Linked DNA regions of Mus musculus: region 2 is linked to region 1. The links are chromatin loops, found by intact Hi-C in ENCODE. Cell type or tissue: left cerebral cortex. All regions are shown on one strand. Links, peaks and the distances in the headings refer to the core of each region. The heading gives the core; the rest is flanking DNA. Region 1 holds the start of Art4 (ADP-ribosyltransferase 4). Region 2 holds the start of Erp27 (endoplasmic reticulum protein 27).

Region 1 (8,333 bases), core at 164-8,163:
ATCAGCTTCTTCGATTCACGTCCCTGTTAAAAATCTCCCTGTGATGAACAAGCCTCCGCCCGTCTCGGCACCCTATAACATGTTCCATAATGACCGCTTCTGAAGATTCATCTACCTCTGTGACCTGAAAGCCAAGACTAAGGTCACGGAGTCCGAGGTTGGGTCTGGCCCACGTGATCAAGCAAGAGACCAGGCATGTCGGCTCCCCATCCTATCCCGCTGCTGGCTTAGATCATCATGGTTCAAATCACGGGGAGAATTAGAACTGGCCATTCTACCGGTCAATATGTGAACAGTGTCTAAGCTGGACTCCGAGTGTGAGTAGCTGTTTTTCCTGCTCATTAGTCACAAAATGTCAATGTTTATGTGACTGCAGTTGGAATCCAGAGGCACCAGATTGACCAAAACTTTCCTTTCTCAACATTACAGTTTTGTACACAACTTACATGAAAGCGTAACTGCGGTCGCTCGCACATTGGCTGCAAAACAATGTTTTCCTTGACAGCAATTAGGGTTTTGCCCAAAGATCTGCCAGCCTGAAACAACATTTAAAGACATATTTTTTTAATTAAGGAAAGAAAATTACTATTAATGAAGCGATGAAACCACATGCTAAGACCAGAAAACCTATGTTACGTTTCAGCTAAAATGTGTCTTGCTGGTTTCTACATTAGGATAACAGTATCGAGTTGTTCAGTTAACACATTTACAATCAAAAGTGTGTTGAACTTGAAAAGCCTTTGTTTGCAAGATATACACTGCACCATCTTCTTCTATAGGAACAATGACAACAAAATACAGTCATCCTTAAAACATCCATGACAGAATAGGAATCCACTGAGCTAGCAAGACCAAATCAGGAAGCCTTTAAGATGCTATTTTCCCCCACTGTGTACGCACCTAAAGAAAAGCTCACTTAGCCACTGGCACAACTGATGCCATGTGTATGACATCTCTAAGGATCTGCAGAGCTCACCTGGGAAGCTGGAAAGCATCTAAAACAAAAATCTCTTGTCTCTACCTGGCTTTACGGGACCTAAGCTGCTGGCAATAAAAGAGGTCAAGTTCTAGAACAAATTAGATATTTAAAATTAAGCCAACTCTAGGTAGACATGGCGGCACAAGCCTGTAATTGTAGCATCTTAGGAGAGGCAGGAGGATCAGGGTTACAAATGGTACTTGGATAGCTTGAGGCCACCTGGATTACGTGAGACCCTGTGATGAAAATAAATAATAATCTGTCAAACAAAAAGGATGGAAATATTGCATTGCCATAACCCACGGTGATGTCTCTAAGGACCGTGGGAACTGGGAAAAAATTTGTCTTAGAGCCTAGAGAAGCTGCAAGAAAAACAGAAGGGAAAATTAAGTAGACGTGTGTGTAAGATTCCAGAGAATGTGGAAACTATGAGGTGTGGATCCCTGCCTACCAGTGTCCAGCTCAGCTCCAGTTGTATTTCCGTGGGTTGCCCTATGTCTTAGCAACGGTCTGACTTCCTTGTCTGTATCCTGGAGACCCTCGACTTCATGCACAATTGGCAGCTAATTGTATTAGGAGTTAACATCTTACTTAGGGGTGTGTGTGTGTGTGTGTGTGTGTGTGTGTGTGTGTGTGTGTGTGTGTATCATAATTTTCTCACCTCTTCCAGTCTGGTGTCCCCTGCTTTTTCCTTACTGCTGGGCCTGTTGTAGGTGGAGGAGGGGACTCTCTCTCCTGGCACAGCCTTGAACTTAGTTTGTGGGAAAGAATTGAGAATAAACATACACTTCTCTTGGGTCTGGGTTTCTCGAAGTTCCTAAAATAATTCACCTATGCACACACATAAAGTTCAAAACCTTCCCTGCAAGTGACGCTGCAGATGCTCACGTAAGACAGGTCCAGTCCTGTGCTCTCCCAACCATCGCCTCCATCCTGTTTCCTATGGATGAGCCCACTCACTGTATCCCTGAAGGAGGTCCTCCCTGTGTCTAGGGAGAGGAGGAAGCGCCTGCTTCACATTGTTTTCAGTTGCTGAGTACTTCGGACTGGGAAAGTTATCAAGAAGGAAGAGGTTTTGTAGGCAGAGTCTTGTGTAGGCTGAGAAAGGTGTAACCATGCCTGGTTTTACACCAGTTCTGAGGGGTGAACTCAGAGGCTCATGAATGCTAACAGAGCATCCTTCCAACTCGGCCACATCCTCGGCCTCAATAAGGGAGACCAAAGAACTCAGGGTGAAAAGCACTTGCCACCAAGACCGATGACCTGGGCCATCAGAGTGGAGGAAGAAGACCCATTCCTTTACATTGTCCTGACTGCCAACACGCTAGCTGTGCATCTCCCTAGGTTTTAACAATTTTTTTTAAAGTAAAGATTTATTTAGCACATGGCTTTGCAGAGTGGGATTCCCAATCCCTACTAAGGCCTTCTTCCCGCTTCTCAACATAGCAGAGGTGTCACTTGGCTGGAACACGGAGCTACAAGGCCTACATCGTTCCAGGCTCTGTTATGTCCAGCTGTAGCACGGAGAGTGTTTTACAGGAAGACAGTGAGCGTTTTAACTCCATGAGAGCTGTTCGCAGGATAACACCCACCCACCCTTGCAAGGCTCTGGGGACTTCGCAGAGACGGGTGGCAGAACAGGAAGGGTTGGAGTCATGGAGTACCAAGGTATAACAGTGACCACTGGAAGCGGCAGCACCTCTGTCTTCTGGAACCCACAGCAGCTCTGGTCTCCGGCACAAGGCTAAGCCAACGAGCATTCTAACATGGAGTGGAGAGTCTTATGAGTCCCCACCCTAAATGAGACGCTATCGATGGCCAATGGCTTCTGGGAAGGCAGACTATTCTTCTTTAGGTGGGTGTCCCCTGGACGGTCAAGCACACTCCTGTGGATGGCCCCGAACCCATGAGTATATGGGTAGCACACATGGACTTGGTGGGATATTTGTAAAAAGGATGCAAAGTTGGGAGAGGCCGGGGGAGGTGGGATGCAGACTCAGGAGGAGCTGGGGGAGGGGCGGAAAAGCAATATGATCAGAATGGACTGCATAAGATCTTCAAGGAGCTGATAAACATATTATAGTGTTCAGAGGTCTGTCCAGAATAAAGGAATGTATGGGGAGGATGAGCAGCACTGGGTACTGACATTTCACCACAGTCCCTCCCTCCCTCCCTTGTTCATTCATTCATTCATTCATTCATTCATTCATTCAACAAACACTTCTCCAGCTGTTGTAGGGCTCAGGTACAGCCTAAGATGCTTTCTTGATAGGGCAGAGAGTGGATTGATTCACAGTCACCGCGGTAGCTGACAGCTTCACTCACTTCTCTGAGGATGTTGACGGTAAATGATAACTGAGAGTTACAAAGTACAGGCAGCTTAAAAATGATTTGACTGTCGAATACGGGGCCTCTACCAAACTCCTCTCCTGGCAACAGCACGGATTTCTAGCAGTAAGATGCCTCGTCGATAAAACCGACACACGGGTGAGAGTTCAAGATCTCAACAGGAGCTGCTGAGAATCGAGTAGGGCTATACAAGCATCTCCCACCCCTAAACTCTAGGCAAGACCCTCCCAGTGACTAAACTACTTAATGTAAGGCCTGAAAAAAAATCACACTGAAAAACACTTTCCTTTTCCTCCTGCAACACACAACACAGGGAATCACATTAAATGTTATCAAAGTTCCTGCTGCCCTCTACTGGTCTAAGTCTAGAAGTGGCATTCACAGTAAGAATGTTAGCGAACGCTGCCCAAACAATAATTACAAACTGACACCACTCATTTCGAGCTTGGGGAGACAGTGGAGTATGAAGGACAGGAGAGTAAGTAACTCGTTCAATTTCCCAAAACCTCACCTCAGTAGCCACATCTAGGGAGTGAAAGTTAAGGTGACTCTTTCGGGACTGGAGAGGTGGCACAGATGTTAACAGCACTTACTGCTCTTGCAGAGAACCTGAGTTCAATTCCCACACAGAGAGGTTCACACCTACCTATCAAACCTGAGGGTGTGGGTTCACAGCCACCTATCAAACCTGAAGATGCGATGCCCTCCTCTGACCTCCACAGGCACCAGGCACACATGTGGCAAACAGATACATGAAAGCAAAACATTCATCCAATAAAAATGAAGATAAAAGGTTCTAAATGTCTCTACTCCTGACTCTCTTGCAGGCTGAGAAAACAAGCATAAAGCCAAACAGAAGAGGTGCCCAGCAGAGTCTCTCACGAAAGCAGGAGTCTGACCTCGCTAACCTTCCTGAGTCTGTGAGGCCCAGCAAGATGTCTCACCTTAAAGCTAGCTTAGCCAGTGTGTGAATGAGTGAGGAGCACGGTGGTAACGCTCAGATTCTAACTCCAGTTCTTGCCATGCCTCCAATACCCAGGAGCAGCTGGTAATGGGGAATCTAAGAATTTCAAACATCTTAAGAGGCCATTTCAAACATCGCTGGTGGCTGCCATTAAACCTAAATATACACATTCATATCTCAGCGGTCAGTTCTCTCGATTATGTCTTCAAGCATACAGAAAACACACTCAGGCTCGTGCTGCAAGCATGTCCGAGAGTTAGCAACGATAGTCCAAAACGGAACATTAAAGGGAAGGCACTCAGTGGTCCCTTAGCAGGAGCACCTAATGAAAGACTATTATACAACCGCAAAACCTAAGTCCTGCATGTCGGCCTCAAGGGCATTACGCTGAGTGGGGAAAGGTTAAAAAACATCAACACCCTGTGTGCTTTGTTTATCCAATATCCTTCAAGTGACAAATCTGCAGGGGCAATGGGAAAACAGTTATTTCTAGAGATTAGGGGTGGCAGGGAGGAGAGAGAAGCCATGACTCCTAGAGGTCACAAGGTCACGATTAGGTTTATGTAGTGATATGTAGTTTTCCATTTTTCTTATATTTTATTTATTTGTCTATTTATTTGTGTGTGAGAGAGAGGGTGTTCTGCCTGCTTGCAAGTCTACGCAGCACATGTGTACCTTTTGTCTGTGGAGACTGGATGAGGATATAAGACCCCCTGTAGCTGGAGTTACAGTTCACTGTGAGCTGCCGTGTGGGTGCTGGGAGTCAAACCCAGCTCCTCTGTGAGGGTGGCAAACCGTCTTACCCACTGAGCCATCTCTCCAGCCCCTGGATTTACATCTTTATAGTGGCCGAGTGCGTCTCCTAAAGGCTCTGCAAGTGATGAAAGGCGACAGACGTGCACACGTTCCATTCCACCAGAATCTGTCTCCTGGCTGTCATACTGTGTCATGGTTCATGAGACACAGCTACAGGAAAGAACTGTGTGTGGCAGAGCACACAGGCTTCACTGTGCCGGGTCAAATCCATGGCCAGTTCAAATTGCTGTTAGGTTAAAGGTAAGTTTAAGACTTACAGAGCCGCTGGCTGTGGCGACAAACACCTTTAATCAGAGCACTCAGGGAGCAGGGGCAGCATATCTCTGTAACACTGAGGCCAGTCTACACAAACTGTTCCAGGCTAGCCAAGGCTACAGAGTTAGACTCGGTCACAAAGAAGGGGGGAGGGAGGAAGAAGAAAAGAAGGGAAGAAAGAGAAAAATGAACCACAGAGTAAAATCTTATTTAAAAGCCATTTTTAAAGTCCATTAAGAAACTGGCTGAGTTTCACCTCCTCGCGGTACATTCTCTATGCTTGCCCTTGCCTAATCCTCGCTAGTTCCGATGTCTCCACCTATGCACCTATTCTGATCCTGAGCAGCTAGTCAATTTTGTCAAGTATTAGGTATTAGTGGGAAACAGTAAACATGGCTTTATCTTAAGTTTGGAGCTCTTGAGCACATCTGTAATCCCAGCACTCCTGAGACAGGGACAGAGAATCAAGAATTCAAGGCAAGTTCGAGCTACACACACACACACACACACACACACACACACACACACACACACACACATTAATAGTAAATGTTACAGTGCTGGCTGCTGATGCAGCTGCATTGGTCGAGTGCTTGTCTAGCATAAAGGCCTGGCAGTCTGACCCCCCAGTACCATAGAAACAGGTTATGATGGCTTACCCCTGCTATTCCAGTACCCAGGAGATAGAGACAGAGGATCAAAGATTGAGTGTCAGCCTCAGTTCCATATTGAGTTCAAAACCAGCCTCGGATATATGAGACACTATCTTGAAAAAAACCCTTGAAAAATTAATCATTAGGGCTGGAAAGACGGCTCTGCTGGGAAGGCACTGGCCATGCAGCTCACAGGAACTCATCAGGCAGAGCAACAACAGAACAAACGCAGCACGCGCCTGCAGTCCTAGTATGGGGACGCAGACACGGGGCTTCTCAATCCACTACCAAATCTGTGAGCTCCAGGTTCACTGAAAGCCCGGATCAAAAACTAAGGTGGAGAGTGAGGGGTAGGAAGACACTCAAGTTGAACACACACACAAGCACACACACACACACACACACTTGTGAGAAACAAACAAATAAATAAATAAAACATTAATGGGAAACAAACAGTATACAAAGTCTTGTGATTTCACTTCTGCTCTGTGTGTGTGTGTGTGTGTGTGTGTGTGTGTGTGTGTGTGTGTTGTGGGTATAAAGCCAAAATGTAAATCAAAATAGTGGCTTTCTCCAAGCAATCATTTTGAATAATTAGCGTTCCTTCTTTTATGCTTCTATGACTTGGGAAACTTCAGACAGACCAATATTTAACGTGGTAAAAAGAAAGCAGGACCACAATTCCCAAGAACGGAATTTGGTTCTTGTCACAGTTAGATAAGAGGCAGGGAACATAAACAACGTCTGCGAGCCAGCAGACTCTGAAAGGTCGGGAGTAGTGGAAGGACAGCCAGACTTGAGCAGGAAATGTGGTTAACAGTGGAAAGTCGGACTTAACTCCTGCCTGCGGGCCTCATTGCAGATTACAATAGATAGAAAACCTGAAGCTCTCAAAAGAAATAAACATTCAAAGCTGTGACTCCAACAGCCCCCGTCTCTGAACGGGGATGTTTCAAACACACCGTGGAGAGGCAGCAAAGAACACACAACATTAAAAGCCTGTGCTGCTGGAGGGCAATCATTCCAGGGCAGGGCTATCAGCACTGCCAGATGAGCCTGACACAGGTCCACCTTAAGATCGCATCTCCCCAGCTGCGCTTCATGTGCCACTGCAGTGGCTCACAGGGAAAGCCTGGGGCTGCAGATAATGGGACTTGGCCCGAGTACTCCTGGAGCATGCCTTTTCTTGTCGATCTGGGAAAGGCAAGGCTGAACTGCACAGCCTGACCCTGAACAGACCCTTGGCATTCCCCTGCATGCCGACTAGACAGAGAGACGGTTTTTGCCTTCTTTACACTGAAAACCATTCTGTGCCGCGCACATCTGGCCCTTTCGCGGAGACTTCAACACTGCAAAGGCGCTAGACTTCTACCTTGGAGGAAACTGTCGGTTGTTGAGGTTGTTGATATTCAACAGAAGTCACAGTTGCGGCAGGAGCAGAACCTCAGACACAGCCGGAAAAGAAAATGCCAAAGGAGGACTCTAGAGCGTATTCTGGGACGAGGCTTTCAGAATAAAGAAGTGTTGCTGACACAAACCACCAAGCTGCCCACTGACCAGTAGATCTAAGAGAACGTGTCTACCAAGTGCTACAGACAGGAGGATGGCGCTGTGGCTTCCAGGAGGGCAGCTCACCCTGCTGCTACTGCTCTGGGTCCAGCAGACACCCGCGGGGAGCACTGAGGTAGGGGCTATCGAAAAGTTGGTCTCTCATGATCAACGATGCACCAACAGGCTATTCACCTGGGGGCCACCTAATTGCTAAGAACTTAGCCACTGGCAATCTAAGAATAAACAATGTTAGTAAAGAGTGACAGGGAAAATTGCTATAAAAATTAAAAATTTTTAAGTCATAAATCTGGCATAATTGATGTGAGTGCCATTGAGTTATTTTCCCGATTCTTTTAAGTATTAAAGCAATGATTCCACCGGGGCAATAATGTAGACTAACCTGTTTAACTCAAAACCGCTTTATACAGATAGCACACATTTGGAGTATCCTAATTTTAAATATCTATAAACTAAAAATAAGCTAATGATAATGGGTGACACAGGAAACATTTGAGATCTGGAGACATGTTAAAAATGTGTCAGAGTTCATTTTGATATTTGACAGAATGTGATTCTTGGCTTGGATTAATGGAAGCTTGTTTTAAAATCTGGTGCACTGGTTCACATCATCCAATCAGTCTGTAAAATTGACTCTAGATTGTATGTAACTAGACAGCATGACATCATAAATCACACGGTTAAAATACCAAACCGTGTGTTCTCTAGCTCCGCCCCCAACAACGCTGGCCTTGGGCAGAATCTTGCC
Region 2 (8,333 bases), core at 177-8,176, 61 kb before region 1:
CAGTCCTCCCTGGCCTTCTTACTCTCTGTGCCAGATGCGGGAACAATATGACAGAGCCCAGTCCCCAAAGCCACAGAAGAGCCAAGGGAAGTTATGATTTGATGTGATTGCAGGACATGGGAACCAGTCTATCAAATTCCAGAGACGATTGGGGGCCTGAGACACACTGTTGGCCTTGCTAGTGTCTGCTCGGGTGAAAACCCAGCTCAGTTTCCTACTTCCTCCCAGCCCAGAGGCAGCGCTGACTCACGTCAGCGAGCAGCCCCTGGCATGTGTGCAGTTGTCCCTCTAAAGTGTGCAGCAGTTAGAAGGGTAGCTGTACCCGCCTCCCAGCTCTCTGTGCCATTTAAACCCCAGCTGTTCTGAATTCACACCCCAGCGTTCCCCTCCCTCGTAAGTACAGTTGGTTGACCTCATGTACCAAATTCTCTGTTTTTTTTTAAACTTTTGACCAATTTGCTGATCTCCCCTCTCACCTAACATTCAGATTCCTAAATTCTATATATCCTGATCCCCAGATGTCACAGTGACCCTCTCTCTAACTAAGACATTCATAGAATGACATTGAAGTCTGTAATATAGAGAAAGAAAGAACGCCCTGCAAGCTGCCAATCTTGAACTGCTTCAAACCTGGGGTCAGAATGTAGGTCTCTCAACTTGTTTGCCTACCTGACTGTCCTCTGTCAGTTTTTAACGGTGCAATCTGCTACATCTCTGGAAAGAGATTTCAGGCCCACCGACTTAAGTCACGCCATACTATGGCTTAATAATCAGAATCAACTCTGACACTTTTACTGAAACTCCACCCCCCAAGTATGGGGAGTGAGGGGCAAAATGAGTCACATTTTTCAAAGGAATTTGGGGTCTTAAGGATGCTTTAGTATATCTGTCTGGAGGGACTGTTTGGGCTCTGAGACAAGGTCTCCTGTGTGTGCATGCAGCTCGACCTGGTCTTAAACTTGTTCGTACCTTAGCTTCCCTGATACTACAAATGGAATTGTGCACACCTGGCTTAGTTATAAAAAGGAAAGAAACGGAGAAAGAAAGAAAGAGAGAGAGAGAGAGAGATGTTCGGCCAGGCTTGGACACTTGCTTCAGCTTCTGCCCATGTGAGCTGCGTACCAGGCTCTCCCATTTTTAGTTTCTTTTCTGACACCAGACTCTCACACTAATAGCCCTTTCTTTCTTCCCAGTGGATAAAGCCACATTCATGGTTGGCAGCTATGGGCCCCGACCAGAGGAGTACGAATTCCTCACTCCAGTAGAGGAAGCTCCCAAGGGCATGCTGGCCCGAGGCACTTACCACAACAAGTCCTTCTTCACGGATGACGACAAACAGGACCACCTCACCTGGGAATGGAACCTGGCCATTAAGAAGGATTGGACAGAATGAGTGCGTCTGTCCGTCCCTCCTGTCACCTTCCTCACCCACCAGAAGAGTTCTCCCGACCATGTTGATCATCACAAACTCCCTCCTCCCTCCCTGTTCCTAGCTAGGCCCTTTCTCTGTCACACACACACACACACACATTTCATCACCAATATGTTTTATCTTACCCCATCTCTCAGAGTGTTCCCTGCAAATGAGACTTAAAACCCTGGCTTCTCCCACCTTGAGTCCTGAAGGTCAAGAAATGGGCAAGCTCCGGCTGACGCCTCCTTGGCCTTCTGTTCAGAAGTTTATTCTTGCCACTGGGTTCTTCCGGTTCGATGAACCCCGTTGTCTTCTCTGCCAAGGGGAGCTCTCCTTTTGTGGGAGACACTGTAAACAACACCAAAGGAAAAGAATAAAATCGTTGTGTGTGTGACTGAGAACCTCATTTGCTTTCCTTTGCCCTTAAATAAATATGGTACCAGAAAGCCCACATTGTGAGTTGTCTTATGCATGGGCGTATGGATGAGAGCCATGGTACAGGGGATATGTATGTCTTTGCCAACGGGTTGTCACAATATAATGGTCAGTGAATGTTAATAATACAGAGGATGAACATTCTAAATCTCATTGATTGTGTAATATTTTCTTAGAATGGCCTCATCTAAGATTGAGATGAACACCCCACTGCCTGTAGAAACCTCTTCTTAGCCTTGACTCGTGGGTCAAATCAGGCTGTCTCCTGCTTCGTGGGCTCCCAACATCTACTGATGAAGAAGTGGAAGCGTCAACGCTACTTCATTGTATTACGTCACATAAAGGCCTATCGCAAGATGGTCTCCACACGGATCACTCTCTTCCTTCCCATGATTCTCAGTGACTAAAGTTCTTTCACATTCTGTTTTCACCTCTAGATTTTTGGCTCTTCCCCGTTAAATCCCTTGTGATTGGTTAATAGTGATCATCAGCTTGACAGACTCTAGAGCCACCTAGGAGAAGAGCCCCCGAGGCCTGCTTGTGAGGGAGTTTCTAAATTAGGTTCATGGAGGTGGGAAGACTCACCCTACCTATGGGTGGTGTCCTTCCGTGCCGGGACATATTACAATGGAGAAAGCAGGCTGAACACCACCATCCCTCATCATCATTCCTAACTGTGGGTATAGTGTGACCAGCCGTCTCGATCTCCTGCAGGGTGCCTTCCTCCCTGCCGGGTGCCTTCCTTGCTGTGATTGACTGCACCCTCAAACTGGGAACCAAAATAAACCCCACCTTCTTTAGGTTGCTCTGGTCACTTAAAATATTTTCTCACAGCAGGGAAAAGCAACACAAGTCCGTTCCACATTTTGATGCCCAGAGCCTATTCGCCCAGGCCTCTGTCTGTAGCGACTTCGAGGCAGACATCCTCCATCAAATCCCACATGGCCCTAAGAGTTCCCCGTGTCTCTCACAGCAGCCTATGAATTTTTCTGTGTTTTACCACTCTCTGATACATGTTTAAATCATGGATTTTTGTGTTCACCTCTCCCATCAAGAATGTAAGCTGAGCTGGGCAGTGGTGGCGCACGCCTTTAATCCCAGCACTTGGGAGACAGAGGCAGGCAGATTTCTGAGTTTGAGGACAGCCTGGTCTACAGAGTGAATTCCAGGACAGCCAGGGCTACACAGAGAAACCCTGTCTCAAAAAACCAAAACCAACCAATCAAACAAACAAACAAAAACAAACGTAAGCTGAGAGGCACTGGGTCAGCTCACAGCCATATTTATAGACTGCTTAAATCAATAAGCCGCATAGAGTACCTACATATTTTTTTTTATTATTTAAATGAACGGACCCGACTTCCTTCTGGCTGGATATGTTCCAGAGCTCTTCCACTGTGAGCCACTTATCACAGAAGGTGAAAGTTCCCCCCTGGAGTCAGCTGCAAGGTTCCCAGAGCTCTTATAACACACAACCACTTCAGTTCACCAGCCTGTCCTGGATTGGCACCCACTCTCAACATCTACAGTGGGCACCAGAGAGCAACAATGAAAATCACCAGGTCTAGATGCCTAATCCTCTCGTTTGTCCTCGTGTGTGGGCTGGTTCCAGAGGTTACAGCAGATGTGGAAGAAGCCACGGGTAAAAGAAAGAAAAATAGAAAAAGAAAAAAGGGGTGGGGGTGGGGCAGTGGTGTGGCCACAGTGAAGCTGCCATGAGGAAAAGACAGGGACAGGGACTCGAGAAAATACCATGCGTGCTTTCATTCCAAACTAGAAATTTTCCAGACGCTTCTGGGTTAAGATGCATATTGCCCACACTTCCTCTCCTCTCACTGCAGATGGTCTCAGCACTACCCAGGAACCCATATGGCTCACAGACGTCCCAGCCACCGTGGAACTCATCGCTGCTGCTGAAGTGGCAGTCATAGGCTTCTTCCAGGTTTGTGATACACCCCACCTGCATACCCATAATCGGGCATCTTGGCTTTAAGGTAGTCAATCCAGGGGCCTGTTGGGCTAGTGACATTTGGGAGTGAGAGGGCACACACTCTGCTTTCAGATTATCATCCAAGGTTCTTTTGTTTCAAAGCTGTCTGCCCTCCGCATGAGGTCTTTCACTCGCTTGCTTCAGGGTCTCTGAGTCTCATGGCTGAATCTCCTTACCTGTGGACACTTTGAAAGAAAGCAGGTGTCAGCAGGGAGTCAGTCAAATCTCATCGTTGTCCTAAATGCCCTAAACTCCCTGAGTCTGGACCCATAGAACCCTGCTCACAGGCGGAAGGGAAAGTAGAGGCACTTTTAAATTTTATTCGTTTATTCATTAATTTATTATTCAAGATAGGGTCTCAAAACTAAGGCCAGCCTAGAACTTGCAGTGTAGCCTGTGCTTCTCTCACATGGACAATCCTCCTGCCTCAGCCTCCTGAGTAGTGGTCTAAAAGGACTATGCCACACACTCAGGCCAAACCAATAAAACCTGGAAACACTTTTCACAGGATGTGCTAAAAAAAAAAAAAAAATAGGGAGGCCTTCACTCGTCTTTCTCGCCTTCTCCGAATACTGAAGAAGGTGACAGGATAACTGACAGCTTCCTCATTGGCTGTAGGCTAACACGTAGACAGTCACACACAAGAGGGTCTCATCCCAGCCTTTCCCTCTCGCTCTGCTAATAGCAGATGGCAATCCTCACAGCTAATCCAGCCGTTCTTCAGACATTCTTGTCTACTTCCATCCCTTGATTCCAACCCACAGTCACCCTGTCCATTCCGTGTACACAGCTGGAAATGGCTGAGATGGGGTGCCAGCAGGAGTCCGGTTTTGGTGCTAAGGGACTGAGTTTCAGAAAGGAAAGAGCAAAGAATGAGAAGGGTGTAGTAACACAAGAGACCACCAGATGGAGCCATCGGGTCCTTGAGCAATTCAATTCCAAAGCCCAGATTACAAACCAGGGAGCCCTCCAACAAATGTCCACAGCTTCTAAGTGAATGCCCTCTTCCTTTCAAAAGAGCGAGTCTCCAGTTCTGTCTTGTGATCCCAGACTCGAGAGTAGCAACCGTCCCTTCTCCTTTCACATGGCCTTTAGCTCAGTGAGATGTAGGTTTACTCTTGTGTACTTCCTGGAGCTTCTGTGGACAGCCGTCCTGACACAGCAAGGACTACAGTGGTAGTGTCCGTGGGAGGAGAGAGGCCATCACTAATGACTGGACTCCCAGCTTCCTAACTGCGGGCCTGGGGTACAACAGGTGCACAGGCCATTAAGTACCCTCATGCGCAAGCCTGAAAGGATCCCTGGAAGGGGGGGACATGACCTCAGCTCCTGCACATCTCCTGAGGACCATGCTAAGCCCCTGCTCCTTTATGTTACATCTTCCTGTTCCTCCACAAATTGTTCCCAAAACATTTGCTTCTCTGGGTGCTTGAATGGCTATATCGTCCATCTTCACAGACCTCTGGACACCAAGGCATCCCTCAGCTACAGGTAGAATTCAGGCTGTACGACTAGCCCACACAATTTTGATAATAACCAATATTCTCACAGAGCCTGGGACACTCAAAAATGACACTGCAAGTATAGCCTGCATGTGTAAGGATAACGTCTGGCATGAGCATATCTTTCTTCCTTCTATGTCTCTTCACTTGTTTGCTTTGTTTTGTCTTTAGGATTTAGAAATACCGATCGTGTCTGTGTTCCGGAGCATGGCACGACAGTTCCAAGATGTATCGTTTGGAATCAGCAACCATTCTGAGGTCCTGACCCATTACAATGTCACCAGCAACAGCATCTGCCTCTTTCGACTGGTAAGACGGGCTGGCAGCTCCAGCCTTCCTCTAGTTTTCCCTTGTGAGATGGGAAAGAACTCTTTGTCTTTGACACTAACGTTGGTGCCAAGTTCAGGGACATTGTTGACCAGGAGAGTGACTCAGTTCAGGCTGGCAAAGCAGGTGGGGATGCGGCTTGCAGAGAACAGGAACTGAGAGCCAAGATGGGGCAGTAAAGGTGCTGCTTGGTCCCTTGCCAGAGAAACGGAGTGGGTCAGCTGTTTAGTGTGTATTAGCTTCTTATAGCTATAGAATAAAAGGTCTGACCGTATTATCTCCAAGGTCATGTTAAATAGGGAAGTGCACACACATACACACACACACACACACACACACACACACACACACACACACACCAGGGATGGTGTGACAGACAGATAGACAGACAGAGACCAGGAGTTTTATGATATATATCATACATACATGTGCATATATATATACACATATATAATGAGGTTTGATGTAGCTCAGGATGGCTACTCGATTCATAGATGAAGATTACCTTAAACTTCTTATCCTCCACTTCCTAAATTACTGAGATTACAGGTGTGCCCCACCTACGCAGCGCCGGAGAATCAAACCCAGGGCTTCATGTGCTTTAGGTAATCGCACCATCAACTGAGCTACATGCCCGGCCCCATAATTTTATCTGTTCATATGCTGAGCATTTGACTTAAGTTTATCAAACATTTTATTAGACAGCTCTTACGTGGAAGGAGCTTGTGATAAAAACATATTGAATATACTGTCTGCTCTCATAGATCTTACATCAGAGTGAAGATTATAATCTAATACAGAACGCCACAATAGGTAAGGTGTTACAGGAGTGGAAATAGTGTGAATATATATATATATATATAAACAATACAAAGGGGACAGCTAAACTGGGAAGTGTATGTTAGAGAAACTAGGGTACTCTAAAGAAGGATCATGGCCAAAGGAGAAAAACTAAATGTACTTAAGAATCAACGATGCCAACGTGACCCCAAGGCACAGGGTACAGGGAAAGGCATAGAAGAGAGGGAGGGTTTATTAGAACCACATTTGTGCTAAAACCACAGTACCAGCGCCTTAGATTTGCACTTAACTTGATTGGTATTTGGAAAGCCTTTGGATCAGTAAAGCAGCATGGACAGGAGTGAGCTTTAGCAAGGTTATTTTGGAAACAAAGAATAAGATGGACTATTAGGAAAAAGGTATGCGAAGTGAGAGACCTTGCTAGCTAAGCAAAATGGACTTCGTGACGCTTAGTGAAGGTCTGCAGTGGCTGGAGAGACAGCCTAGAGGCTAAGAGTGCTGGACGTCTTGCAGAGAGCCTGGGTTTCATTCCCAGTAGCCACATTGCATCTCTCAACTTCAGATCCGGATCTGACTGCATCTTCTGGCCTTCTCAAACATGAAGCACACAGGTGGGTCACAGACTGACCCGTAGGCAAAATATCCACCCATATATACTTAAATAGACATAAAGAATTTATAGTGGAGAAGTAGCAATAGAAGTAATAGAAAAGGTGCTATGCCAAGCTAGGAGATTCAGCCCTGTGAGCCCAGCAGTCAGGAGTCTAAGGCAAGAGGACCACAGGTTCAAGCCCCCCCCCACACACACACACAAAAGAGCCGAGCAATCCTGCTGGTAGTGTAAACTTTGCTTACAATGTATCCTTTATAAAGCCCTGTTGGTGGCTCTTTTGGGCTCTGCCCCCTTCCTTAGCATCTGGTTTATGTCGACCACTAGTGACAGCCCTACTTTGAGTGAAGTCTTGGAACTTTGGTGGACAAAATTTATGTGCCATGCCAGAAAATAAACAGGCTGGTTTTGTGCCACCTCCTTGGCAGTGCTTGGAAAGGCTGGAAAGGCCAACTGTTACATAAACACATTTCTCAGTTTACATTTCCAAAGGTTGGCTACATATGTTAATAAGATTATCCTTCAGGAGTTCAGAGTAACTGTAACAAAGGGAAACGGGGGGGGGGGGGGGAACCATTTTATTTTACATTGGGGAACAGAAGCCTATGGCAAACTTTCTGGGAAAGGCTTTCAACTTAGATCCACATTTTATCATTTTCAGTTTTCCACAGTTTGCTTATTTTTTTTCTGCAGTTTGGTGTGTGTGTGTGTGTGTGTGTGAGTGTGTGTGTGTGTGTGTGTGTGTGTGTTTGTCTGTCTGTTTGTCCATCTGCCTATCTGTGTGTATGTGTCTAATCTATGATAGCCATTATTATAGTTCTCACAAAATATGAAGAGAGACTATGAGCCATGAATTTTCAATACTGAATAAGCATCAGGTAGATTGAAGCAACTCGCCAGAGTTTCACAACCGTCAGGTAGCGCCTGACTCCGTACTCCGCGTCCCCTGTCTACTGCATTACAGCGGCTCTCTAGAGCACTCAAGGACAGTCCTCTTAAAGCTCTAGTAATGATTTGTTTGCATTCACACATGTGTCTCTGTGTGTCCGTGTCTCTGTATGTTCTTTTGAGTGCTACAAAGGCCGGAAAACAGTGTCAGACCCGCCGGAGCTGGAGTTACAGGCAGCTGTGAACCATCTGTAGTGGGTACTGAGACCTGAATTCAGATATTCTACAGGGGTTCCAAGCACCCTTAACCACTGAACCATTTCTCTAGCCCCAGAAGAAAATCTCTATTTTTACACTAGGCTGTAT

Evidence for each region. Hi-C counts contacts between places; a loop is a spot of excess contacts. Peaks named below come from ENCODE experiments on the same cell type or tissue, not always from the same donor. Only the 100,000 strongest peaks of a DNase experiment are listed, where the experiment ranks them.
Region 2: it touches region 1 in a loop (9-fold over the local background); 23 of 42 quality-filtered maps call a loop at or near these places.

What each region holds. Positions count from the first base shown.
Region 1 is chr6:136,856,530-136,864,862 of GRCm38, reverse strand. It overlaps Art4 (ADP-ribosyltransferase 4), which reads left to right and starts at 7,263. Exons shown (of 3, transcript NM_026639.2): 1 at 7,263-7,700. The coding sequence starts at 7,620. In left cerebral cortex, for the core only: a CTCF peak has its summit at 3,686 (motif pointing left); a DNase peak (open chromatin) is centred at 3,673.
Region 2 is chr6:136,917,187-136,925,519 of GRCm38, reverse strand. It overlaps Erp27 (endoplasmic reticulum protein 27), which reads left to right and starts at 3,340. Exons shown (of 7, transcript NM_026983.2): 1 at 3,340-3,491; 2 at 3,691-3,791; 3 at 5,513-5,650. The coding sequence starts at 3,398. It overlaps Arhgdib (Rho, GDP dissociation inhibitor (GDI) beta), which reads left to right. Exons shown (of 6, transcript NM_007486.5): 6 at 1,194-1,860. The coding sequence ends at 1,393. In left cerebral cortex, for the core only: a CTCF peak has its summit at 4,745 (motif pointing right); DNase peaks (open chromatin) are centred at 265, 3,709 and 4,740.